Linked DNA regions of Homo sapiens: region 2 is linked to region 1. The links are chromatin contacts, found by Hi-C or POLR2A ChIA-PET in ENCODE. All regions are on one chromosome and are shown on one strand. Each heading gives the region's core, a stretch centred on a gene start or an enhancer-like site at or near the end of the contact. The rest is flanking DNA. Distances are from core to core; before and after follow the strand shown.

The links. Hi-C counts contacts between places; a loop is a spot of excess contacts on that map. ChIA-PET counts read pairs that join two places held with the same protein, here RNA polymerase II (POLR2A). Pooled maps may share reads with other maps.
Region 2: a pooled map shows a loop between it and region 1 (2.4-fold over the local background). The contact joins the enhancer-like site here to the promoter of NCAPH in region 1. A Hi-C loop is called at or near these places in 2 of 50 pooled maps. POLR2A ChIA-PET finds 5 or more read pairs at or near these places in 10 of 52 experiments (AG04450, H1, WTC11 and 5 more).

The regions. Positions count from the first base shown.
Region 1 is chr2:96,332,478-96,338,311 of GRCh38, forward strand. NCAPH (non-SMC condensin I complex subunit H) reads left to right here and starts at 3,289. Exons shown (of 18, transcript NM_015341.5): 1 at 3,289-3,371. The coding sequence starts at 3,353. RefSeq lists enhancers at 2,762-3,603, 3,604-4,445 and a silencer at 3,364-3,683.
Region 2 is chr2:96,222,920-96,228,753 of GRCh38, forward strand. All of the region lies in intron 1 of STARD7-AS1 (STARD7 antisense RNA 1), which reads left to right. Among named protein-coding and RNA genes, the nearest start is that of SNORA112, 11 kb to the left of the region's middle. RefSeq lists an enhancer at 2,192-2,486. Within about 2 kb of position 2,257, at least 4 of the 41 ENCODE cell types and tissues checked have a DNase peak (open chromatin) inside an H3K27ac peak, as active enhancers do.

The sequences.
Region 1 (5,834 bases), core at 2,039-4,538:
TTACTTTTGCACAAACAGAGGTATTGAGCTTTGTACACCACTGAGATCAGTGATAAATCATTCACTCTTCTTTATTTATTTATTATTATTATTTTTTTGAGATGGAGTCTTGCTCTGTTGCCCAGGCTGGAGTGCAGTAGCACAATCTCGGCTCACTGCAAGCTCCGCCTCCCAGGTTCATGCCATTCTCCTGCCTCAGCCTCCCGAGTAGCTGGGACTACAAGCACCCGCCACCATGCCAGGCAAATTTTTTTTTTTTTTTTGTATTTTTAGTAGAGACAGGGTTTCACTGTGTTAGCCAGGATGGTCTCGATCTCCTGACCTTGTGATCTGCCCACCTCGGCCTCCCGAAGTGCTGGGATTACAGGCTTGAGCCACCGCGCCCGGCCAAATCATTCACTCTTTTGGCACCCTTCATAGTCCTAAAAACAAAACAAAGATGGCATTCAGAGCAGGAGGTGAAAGACCTGCCCGCATAAGGCAGCCCTGGCCCAGAGAGACACTGGGCATGGAGCTGGCTTTGCCTTCCTGCACGTGAAGCTGGAAGCAGCTCAGGTGGCTCCATTATTCCCACAGAACAGCCTCAAGGCTCACCTAGTGGGTCACTTAGTAGCTTTCCTCCCCCAGGGCTTCCAAGCTGTTCTTCAGAGGCTCCTGATTCAGTGTATCACCTAACCCTTGCTACTCTTATGTACACATGGAATCCAGAGGATCACACTTGTCCCAGTGTCCTCCCTCAGATGCATTCAGCAGAGAGAACAAGTGAGGGAGATGACAGGGACCCCAGCATATACTGACCAAGTCCAGTGCGGGGATAGTGCCTTCCCCATTTTATAGACGGGGAAGAAAATGGGGCCCAGAGAGGTTAACATGCCCAACCCAGGATTTAAAATTGTCTTCCAGATGTACTCATTGAATACATATTTAAGTACTTGCTATGTCCAGGGCCAGCACCAGGCCATGGGAAAACCATAGTGAACAGATATGGCTTCATCCTCATGGAGCTGACGGTCTATGTAGGAGACAGACATGAAATAGTCACCCTAGTGCATGGAAAATTGCAGCTGTGACAAGTTCTCCTGAAGCCTCCAGTATGGAGAGTTGTGTGTATCAGGGAAGGTCTCCTTGAGGAACCTGAGGGGAGTAGAAACCTAACTGGAGCTACGGGGGTGAAGATGGGGATGAAGAGGATCCTAGCTAGAGGAGTGTGTGTGTGCAGAGGCCTGGGGGTAGGAGCAGGTGTGATGAGAGGAATCTGAAAAAAGGCCAGGGCAGCTGGAGGGCAGGGAGCAAGGGGAGCAAGGTCCCTGAGGAGGCTGGAGAGGCTGCAGGGGTGGGGAGGCTGGCAGGAAGACCCTTCCAGGACCTTGTAGGACGCTTAGAGGTTCCCAGGGTGGTGGAACCCCTGAAGTGTTATACTTCCGGGAGGAAGTGGTGGGGGACAAGTGGGAGTGACAGCTCAGATTTGGACTCCGCATACACTACTCAGGGCCTGAGGGGGGGCCAGAGCAGGCCAGTGAGAAGGTAATGTGGATGGAAGGAGAAAGGCAGGATTGGCAATTTTTAGGAGGTGAAAATAGCTTGCTTGATGATGGATTGTGTGGGGAGAGAAAGGGAGGGAATCCCCCAGGATGACTCCTGGGTGCTGATTTGGGTTCTTGGGTGGCTGATGGTATCATTTGCTGAGATAAACAGTGTCAACCTGTTTTCTCTAACCCACACAGCCTTACGCTGAAGATTTGAAGGTGGTCACTAGAAGAACAAGTTTATACGAACAACAGATAGGCTTAAAAAGTGGTTTTCAGCCAGGCGCAGTGGCTCATGCCTATAATCCTAACACTTTGAGAGGCCAAGGCGGGTGGATCACCTGAGGTCAGGAGTTCGAGACCAGCCTGACCAACATGGTGAAACCCCATCTCTACTAAAAATACAAAAATTAGCTGGGTGTGGTGGTGGGCGCCTGTAATCCCAGCTATTCAGGAGGCTGAGGCAGGAGAATCGCTTGAACTTGGGAGGTGGAGGTTGCAGTGAGCTGAGATCGTGCCATTGCACTCCAGCCTGGGCAACAAAGCAAGACTCTGTCTCAAAAAAAAAAAAAAAAAAAGTGGTTTTCAACAAAGGGTGGCACTTTTTGATTGCCAAAATGAGCGACAGCACTGATGGCATTTAGTGGGCAAATGATGTTACGGGGGCTTAAGAGCCCACAAAGAGGGCAAACATCCTATCATGCCAAGGATTGTTTCACCCTGAATGCCAACAGTGCCCTTGAAGAGAAACACTGTAAAAGATGCCAGATATGAGAGTTACAAGAAATTCTAGGATGTGCTGGGGATATTCCAGGGAATCACCCTGGCCTTTACTCCCATAATTCAATCCTTAGGGTTAGATGAAACTGAGGGGACAGATGGCATTTTATGCTTATTTCGCTTTTTCGACCTTTATTTATTTTTTGAAGGGTGGGGGGTGTTCACAGGAAGCTATTCACAAGAATCTGAATAAAACGATGGCCTTCATCTTACACTATATTAAATGTACATTTTGTACTATATTTAATGTATACATAGCATTTCTGCATCAGTTCTTCCCCACCTGGACCGCTCCTCATTCCCACGTAGGCTCCCGCTCCCCTCCGTCCCTCTTCCCGGAGGTTTTCAGCGTTTTGCTGCCCACACAGCACAGATCTCTAAGGGAAATAAACCTCGTTTTCTCGATCATCTGCCTCCCCATTATAAAGTAAATTCCACGGGCTGAGCGCGGTGGCTCACGCCTGTAATCCCAGCACTTCGGGAGGCCGAGGTGGGCGGATCACCTGAGGTCAGGAGTTCGAGACCAGCCTGGCCAACATGGTGAAACCCCGTCTCTACTAAAAACACAAAAATTGGCCAGGCGTGGTGGCAGGCGCCTGTAATCCCAGCTACTCGGGAGGCTGAGGCAGGAGAATCGCTTTAACCCAGGAGGCGGAGGTTGCAGTGAGCCAAGATCGCGCCACTGCACTCCAGTCTGGGGGACAAGAGCTAGACTTCGTCCCAAAAAAAAAAAAAAAAGAAAGTAAATTCCACGAAAGACGGGCCTTGCTCACCCTGCTCGACGCTGGGTTCCCAAGCCCAGTCCTGCACCTAGTCCTCGAAGGAGGGGGTTTTCATACTATTTCAGGGGGTCCACCGACCCCAAGAAGCCCAATCAGACGGGGTCCTCAACCCAAAACTCACTCTGACGCCGCCCGCGGAGGCCCGAGGTGGTCTGCGCAGGCGCGCTGCTGGCCCGGCCCGCCGGCGACGTCACGCGGCCGTTACGGCGCTCAGGCGTCTCGACGCGCGCGATTTAAAACCAGCTCAGGAGACGCCAAGGAAAGATGGGACCTCCCGGCCCAGGTGAGCCGGGCGGTCGGGAGGCGCGGCGGGAAGGGCCCCTAGCGAAGCAGTACTTCGGGCGGGCAGGGCTGGCGGGCTGGCCTGGGCGGGGAGAGAGGATATGCTCAGCTCGGGTCTTGGCCCTGCGGCTGACAGCAGAGGCCGGTGCGGGGGGAGGGGAGGGCCGGCGCGGGGCGGGCGGACCTTGTGCGCTCAGCCAATCAGAAAGCGGCTTCGGCCGGAGTCGGAGAGCGCGCGGGCCCTGCCTCACACTCCTCAGTTCCCGGGCGGGCGGTGGGGCGGCCTCCTCCTTGGGCTCCTAAAGCGTGCTCGGTGTCTCTCCATTAAAATGGTGGTTTTCCTGGAATAGACGTTATTTTCAGGGCTTTGGAAGCGATGTGGTTACCGTTGTATGCTTAGCATGCATGCATTTATTTTTGCATCTATTCAAAAGTACTGAGCTCTCCCGTTGGGCGAACAAAATTGATAATATCTCTATACTGTTGGAGTTGGGGAGACAGACAGTAAACAAAAGAAATAATTACACATGAGGCTGAGTGCTGTGATTGAGTATAGCAGAGTAGGGGTGGCTCCGCCAGGGGTTCAGGGAAGATCTTTAGGCAGATACTAGGGAACGTGTTTCAGGCAGAAGGAGCAAGTACAAAAATGAGGCAGGGAAGAGCCTGGCCTGGCCTAGGACCTGACCAGAACATTGTGACCAAGCTTAGTGAGGCCTGACACGTAGGCAGGGTCTGGAGGCCTTGGGTAAGAGATTTGGAAATTGAGTTACATTTTGGACATGGTATGTGTGACTTACGGGAGAGACTCAGGTGAAGGGATCTATAATCACTTAGGTGAGAATTTGGCTCTCAGGGGAGTTATATGGACCACTCAGGGAAGTGACCCATGGATTGAGAAATAAATTTGGATACCATTATCATATAGACCATTAGACCATAAAACCATGGGAACAGGTGAGAACACTAGGAAGGCCCTGCACATCTAGGACCAACGTTTAGAAGCTGGATAGAGAAGGATGAGCTGGAAAAACTCAAAAGACAGTGGTATAGGAAGAAGCCAAGAGTGTTTCAACAAGGAAGGGACTGTCAGCTGTTTCAAATGCTGCTGGATTCCAAGAGAAAGGCCAGAAAATGACCATAGGGTTTAGGCAACATGGAAGTTATAGATGATCACGAAAAGATAGTTCTCATGAAGTTGGAATAGGAACCAGACCAGAGTGGGTTGAAAAATGAGTGGGAAATGAGGAAGTAGACATAGGAAGTGTCTTTGAGCTCAGTAACCATCGGTTGAATGAATGGATGCATAATATCAAAGGCAAGGAGAGAAACCACGGAAAGAAGATTTGGAGAATTAAAGCATGCCTCTAATTCCAAGTTTAGTTTCTCTCTTAGACAAGGTTCTCCTTAAGTGCTTCCTATTTCTGTTAAGGTATCCTCTCCAAAGGTCCAGGTTCCTTCCTTAGCCTGTAGCCTACTGTGCTCACATCCAAATACTGTCCTCATAAGTCCTCTTGATTCAGTTTCTAAAAATGTCTCTTGCCTCCTCCCTTCCTATTTTTACTTTGTTGTTTTTTGTTTTTTGTTTTTTTTGAGACGGAGTCTCGCTCTATCGCCCAGGCTGGAGTGCAGTGGTGCAATCTCGGCCCACTGCAAGCTCCGCCTCCTGGGTTCACGCTATTCTCCTGCCTCAGCCTCCCGAGTAGCTGGGACTACAGGCTCCTGCCACCACGCCCAGCTAATTTTTTGTATTTTAGTAGGAACGGGGTTTCACCGTGTTAGTCAGGGTGGTCTCGATCTCCTGACCTTGTGATCTGCCCGCCTCAGCCTCCCAAAGTGCTGGGATTACAGGCATGAGCCACCGCGCCCGGCCTATTATTTTTTAGAGACAGGGTCTTGCTGTGTTGCCCAGGCTGGAGTGCGTGGCTATTGACAGGTGCTGTCCTAGCTCACGGCAGCCTTGCTGAGCGCAAGCAGGCTCAGCTTCCTGAGTAGCTGGAACCACAGATGCCTGGCAAAGTACCCCACTTCTCAATACCACCTATATCTTTCTAATTCACTCTCTGGTTCCCTGACTCCAACAACCCTTTTTTTTTTTCTGAGACAGAGTCTTGCTCTGTCCCCCAGGCTGGAGTGCAGTGGCTTGATCTTGGCTCACTGCAACCTCTGCCTCCCAGGCTCAAGCAATTCTCCTGCCTCAGCCTACCGAGTAGCTGGGATTACAGACATGCGCCACTACACCTTGCTAATTTTTGTATTTTTAGTAGAGACGGGATTTTGCCTTGTTGGCCAGGCTGGTCTCGAACTCCTGACCTCAAGTGATCCTCCCACCTTGGCCTCCAAAGTGCTAGGATTACAGGCATGAGCCCAGCCTTGTTTTTACTTCCTATTTTATTGAAAAAAAAAAAAAAAAAAAAAAGCAAACAAAAAGGAACATCCCCAAGTCTGCCATTGCACCTGCTCCCTG
Region 2 (5,834 bases), core at 1,007-3,506, 110 kb before region 1:
TCACGGATCCCAAGGAATGGAACCTTGGGCCATGCGATGAGTGTTATAGCTCTATTGGAAGCCGTGGGTCATGGAAGAGAACCGTGGAACCCAGCGACTAGTGTTCAGCTTGATTAGGACGAACCCGGGCACTTAGCCATGTAGGAACAATAGTGAGCCTTTAGCCTGATCAGGAGAGGCAATGGGCACCTCACTGGATCAGGAGCACAGTGGACACCCTGCTGGATCTGGAGGGGTGGAAGTCAGCAGCAGGTCTGCAACGGTGGCAAACAGCAGTGGGTGGACAGTGAGCAAAAGCTCAGCTCGAGCCATAACAAACACAGACCAGAAGAGTATGTGGTTGCAAGATTTAATAGAGTGAAAACAAAGCTCCCGTAAAATGGGAGGGGACCCAAAGGGGGTTGCCCTTTTTTAACTTTTTTTAAGAGACAGGGTCTCACTATGTTGCCTAGGCTGGTCTTGAGCTCCTGGGCTCAAGCAATCCTCCTGCCTTGGCCTCCCAAAGTGCTGGGATTACAAACGTAAGCCACCACACCCAACCCTAGTCATTATTCTTTTTTTAAGAGTTGCTAATTTTACTTTTCACCTTCATCTGCTTACCCCACAGAATTTTATCCTAATGAAGTATATGTACAGCATAAATTCTTCTGTTGTTTTTGTTGAGATGGAGTTTCGCTCTTGTTGCCCAGGCTGGAGTGCCATGGTGTGATCTCGGCTCACCACAACCTCCGCCTCCTGGGTTCAAGTAATTCTTATGCCTCAGCCTCCCGAAGCTGGGATTACAGGCATGTGCCACCATGCCTGACTAATTTTTTGTATTTTTAGTAGAGACAGGGTTTCTGCATGTTGGTCAGGCTGGTTTTGAACTCCCGACCTCAAGTGATCCACCCGCCTCGGCCTCCCAAAGTGCTGGGATTACAGGCGTGAGCCACCACACCCAGCCAGTATGATCTTGGCTCACTGCAGCCTCCGCCTCCCAGGTTCAAGTGATTCTCCTGCCTCAACCTCCTGAATAGCTGGGACTACAGGTGTGCACCATCATGCCCGGCTGATTTTTGTAATTAGAGATGGGGTTTCACCATGTTGGCCAGGGTGGTTTCGAACTTCTGACCTCAGAAGATATGCCCGCCTCGGCCTTAAAGTGCTAGAATTACAGGTGTGAGCCACTGTGCCCATCCATAAATTCTTTATTGATCCCCCATCATATGCTCCTGTCTCTCACACACAAAATAAAAATTAAAAATTTTTTAAAATTTCTTATAAGTCTTTAAGGGTTCATTATTTTTCTGGACTGAATTTTTATTTCTATTATTAGCATACAAGATTAAAACAAGCCAGGCGCGGTGGCTCATGCCTGTAATCACAGCACTTTGGGAGGCTGAGGTGGGCGGATCACGAGGTCAGGAGTTCAAGACCAGCCTGACCAACATGGCGAAACTCCATCTCTACTAAAAAATACAAAAATTACCCGGGCATGGTGGTGCGTGCCTGTAATCCCAGCTACTCAGGAGGCTGAGGCAGGAGAATTGCTTGAACCCGGGAGGCAGAGGTTGCAGTGAGCCGAGATCATGCCACTGCACTCCAGCCTGGGTGACAAGAGTGAGACTTCATCTCAAAAAAAAAAAAAGATTAAAACAACATGTATCTCAAATGTCATTAAAAATCATAAAAATGTGTCCAGGTGCAGTGGCTTACACCTGTAATCCCAGCACTTTGGGAGGCCAAGGCAGGCAGATCACAAAGTCAGGGGATTGAGACCATCCTGGCTAACACGGTGAAACCCCGTCTCTACTAAAAATACAAAAAATTAGCTGAGCTTGGTGGCAGTTGCCTGTAATCCCAGCTACTCGGGAGGCTGAGGCAGGAGAATCTCTTGAACCTGGGAGGCGGAGGTTGCAGTGAGCCGAGATCATACCATTGCACTCCAGCCTGGGTAACAGAGTAAGACTCCGTCTCAAAAAACAAAATTATAAAAATATGTTGGGCACTTCTCATAATGAGATAGGTAAAACTGATAATTCTTTTCAATTAGTATTATTAGTTGAATATTATTAGGCTAGAAAATACAGTGTTGATCATCAGATCTCCTATTTTTCGTTTTTATTGAGATAACACTAAGAAAAGTTATGTAAGTACTTTGTAATGAAGGATGGTTCTTTAAATTTTGTGTGTGGATGCCGTATTGTTCTATTGTCAACTTGGTCAAGCTAGGTATTTCCCAGAATTCTCCTCCACATATAGAGTTGGCCAAACAGAAACTTGTTTGGAAAGCAGAAGTGAAACAGGGCCGTTATACTTTTGGAAACTCCACAGTCAGATGGAGTGATAAATAAAGGCAGAGGTAACTGGCTCATTCCAGCTTGTACTGACTCTTCTCTGCTTTAGTTCCAGGACTTCTTCCTGTATTACGAGCCTAATGACCAGCAAGGGCCTCACACCCACAGAGGCAACAGCTTCTCAAACTTCTCTATGACTTTCCAACTCCTTGTCCTCAACTCAAGGAGTCAGTTGGCCTTCACTTGGGTTCTCTCTTCCTATGCTGCAAAAGGGAAACTCTCCAGGCAGTCAAGGGGTAATCATAGATTCACTGCCACAATTATGCTGTGAAACATTACATTACCATCATTCTGAAAAGTTCCCTGTGCCCCTTCGCAGCCAGTCCCTTTCCCCAACCCCTGGCCTTTGACAGCCATAATCTGCTTTCTATCACTATAGTTTTGTCTTTTCTAGAATTTCATATGAATGAAATCATATAGTATGTTGTATCTGGCTTCTTTCCATTAGTGTAATGGTTTTGAGATTCATCTATTTTGTTGTATCAGTAGTTTGTAGCTTACTATCCCATTGTATGAATATACTGACATTTGTTTATCCATTTGATGGACATTTGGATTGTTTCCAGGTTGGGCTGCTATGAATATTTGCATGCAACTCTTTCAGGTAAATACCTAGAAAAGGAATTGCTAGGTTTTATGGTGTTTCACTTTTTTTTTTTTTGAGACGGAGTCTTGCTCTGTTGCCCAGGCTGGAGTGCAGTGGCAGTGTTTCACCTTTTAAGAAATTGCTAACCTGCTTCCAAAGTAGTTTTATCATTTTGTATTCCCACCAGCAGTGTATAAGAGTTCTGATTATTCTGCATCCTTGCCAGTACTCCATATTGTCAGTTTTTAAATTTTATTTAGAGACGGAGTTTCGCTTTTGTTGCCGAGGCTGGAGTGCAATGGTGCGATCTCGGCTCACTGCAACCTCCTCCTCCTGAGTTCAAGTGATTCTCCTGCCTCAGCCTCCCAAGTAGCTGGGATTACAGGTGCCCGCCACCACGCCCAGCTAATTTTTTGTATTTTTAGTAGAGATGAGGCTTCACCATGTTGGCCAGGCTGGTCTCGAACTCCTGACCTCAGGTAATCCACCCACCTTGGCCTCCCAAAGTACTGGGATTACAGGTATGAGCCACCGCACCCGGCCTTATAGTAATACTTCATTGTGTTTTTTCTTTTGGTTGTTTTTGTTTTGTTTTGTTTTTTTGAGATGGAGTCTTGCTCTGTTGCCCAGGCTGGAGTGCAATGGTACGATCTCAGCTCACTGCAACTTCCACCTTCCGGGTTCAAGTGATTCTCCTACCTCAGCCTCCCAAGTAGCTGGGATTGCAGGCATGTGCCACCACACCCAGCTAATTTTTATATTTTTGGTAGAGACAGGGTTTCGCCATGTTGGCCAGACTGGTCTCGAACTCCTAACCTCAGGTAATCCTCCACCTGCTTCAGCCTCCCAAAGTGCTGGGATTACAGGCGTGAGCCACTGTGCCTGGCCTCATTGTGATTTTAATTTGTACTTCTTTGTTGAGTAGTCTTGTTAAGCATTTTTTCATGTGCTTATTGACCATTTGTTTCTCTTTTATGACTTGTTTTTTGAAATATTTTGCCCGTTTTTAAATTTAAAAAAAATTATTTTTTATTATTTAAATTGTTTATATATTCTGGATACAAGCCCTTTATTCAGATATGTTTTGAAAATATTTTCTCCAGTTCCAGGCTTGCCTTTTCATTGTCTTACTTGTGTCTGAAGAATACAAATATTTGATTTTGATGATGTTCAGTGCATCAAAAAAAAAATTTTAATGGTTTGTGTCCTATCTAAGAAATCTTTGCTTATCCAAACATAACAGAGGTCTATGTTTTCCTTTAGAAATGTTATGGTTTTCATTTTTACACTTATATCAATGATACATATTGAGCTAATTTTTATATATGATATCAGGTAAGGATAGGGGTTCATTTTTTCCCCATATAGATATCACGTTGCTGTAACATAATTTGTTGAAAAGATTATCTTTTTCTCCCCATTCTAAAGGCCTTTGCACTGTGTTGAAACCCAGTTCACCATATATGTGTGGGCCTACTTCTAGACTCTGTTTCATTGATCTATATGTCCTTATGCCAGTTTCACCCTATCTTGATTAGTGTAGCTAATAAAGTAATTAGTGTAGCTATAAAGTAAGTACTGAAATCAATTAAATATAAGTCCTCCAACCTGGTTTTTTGTTTTGCAACGTTTTTTGCCTGTTCTGAGTCCCTTGTGTTCCCATATACATTTTAGAGTCACCTTGTCAATTTCTACCCCAAAAAAATGCCTGATCAGATTTTGATTGGGACTGCATTGAATCTTTAATTTGGGGAGAATTGATGTCTTAGCAATATGGAGTCTTCCCAATTCATGAACATAGCATATCTCTTATTTATTTATTCCTCCATTTAACTTTCTCAGCCATTTTTTTAGCTTTAGTGTATAGGTCTTGCATGATTTTGTTTAATTTATCCTTAAGTGTTTTTCTGATTTTTGGTCCCGTTGCAAGTGGTATTTTAAATTTTTCAATTTCCAATACTTCAATACTAGTATATAGAAATATAAAAGGTTTTTTTTGTTTGTTTGTTTGTTTGTTTTTTGAGACAGAGTTTTGCCCAGGCTGGAGTGCAACGGAGGAGATTTCAGCTCACCTCAACCTCCACCTCTCGGATTCAAGCGATTTTCCTCCCTCAGACTCCTGAGTAGCTGGGATTACAGGCATGTGCCACCACACCCGGCTAGTTTTGTATTTTTCAGTAGAGACAGAGTTTCTCCATGTTGGTCAGGCTGGTCTCGAACTCCTGACCTCAGGTGATCCGCCCGCCTTGGCCTCCCACAGTGCTGGGATTATAGGTGTGAGCCACTGTGCCCAGCTGAAATATAATAGTTTTTATGTTGACTTTGTATTCCACAATCTTTATTTCTTTTATTTATTTATTTATTTATTTATTTATGTATTTATTTATTTATTTTGAGACAGGGTCTCACTCTGTCACCCAGACTGGAGTGCAATGGCACGATCTCAGCTCACCGCAAACTCTGCCTCCCAGGCTCAAGCGATTCTCCTGCCTCAGCCTCCTGAGTAGCTGGGATTACAGGCATGTGCCACCATGCCCGGCTAATTTTTGTATTTTTGGTAGAGACAGGGTTTCACCATATGGGCCATGCTGGTCTCGAACTCCTGACCTCAAATGATCCACCTGCCTCAGCCTCTCAATGTGCTGGGATTACAGGTGTGAGCTACTGCGCCCAGCTGTCCCACAATCTTTCTATTAGTTCTAATAGCTTATTTTGATAAATTCCTTAGAGTTTTTTATATACACAATTATGTTTTCTGCAAATAAAGACAATTTTCCTTCTTCCTTTCCAGTCTGTATGTATGAGTCCATTTTCTGTTGCTTATAACAGAATACCTGAAGTTGGGTGATTTATAGAGAAAAAGAAGGTGATGGTGACACTAAAAGCTTAGACTTCACCACTATGCAGTATAT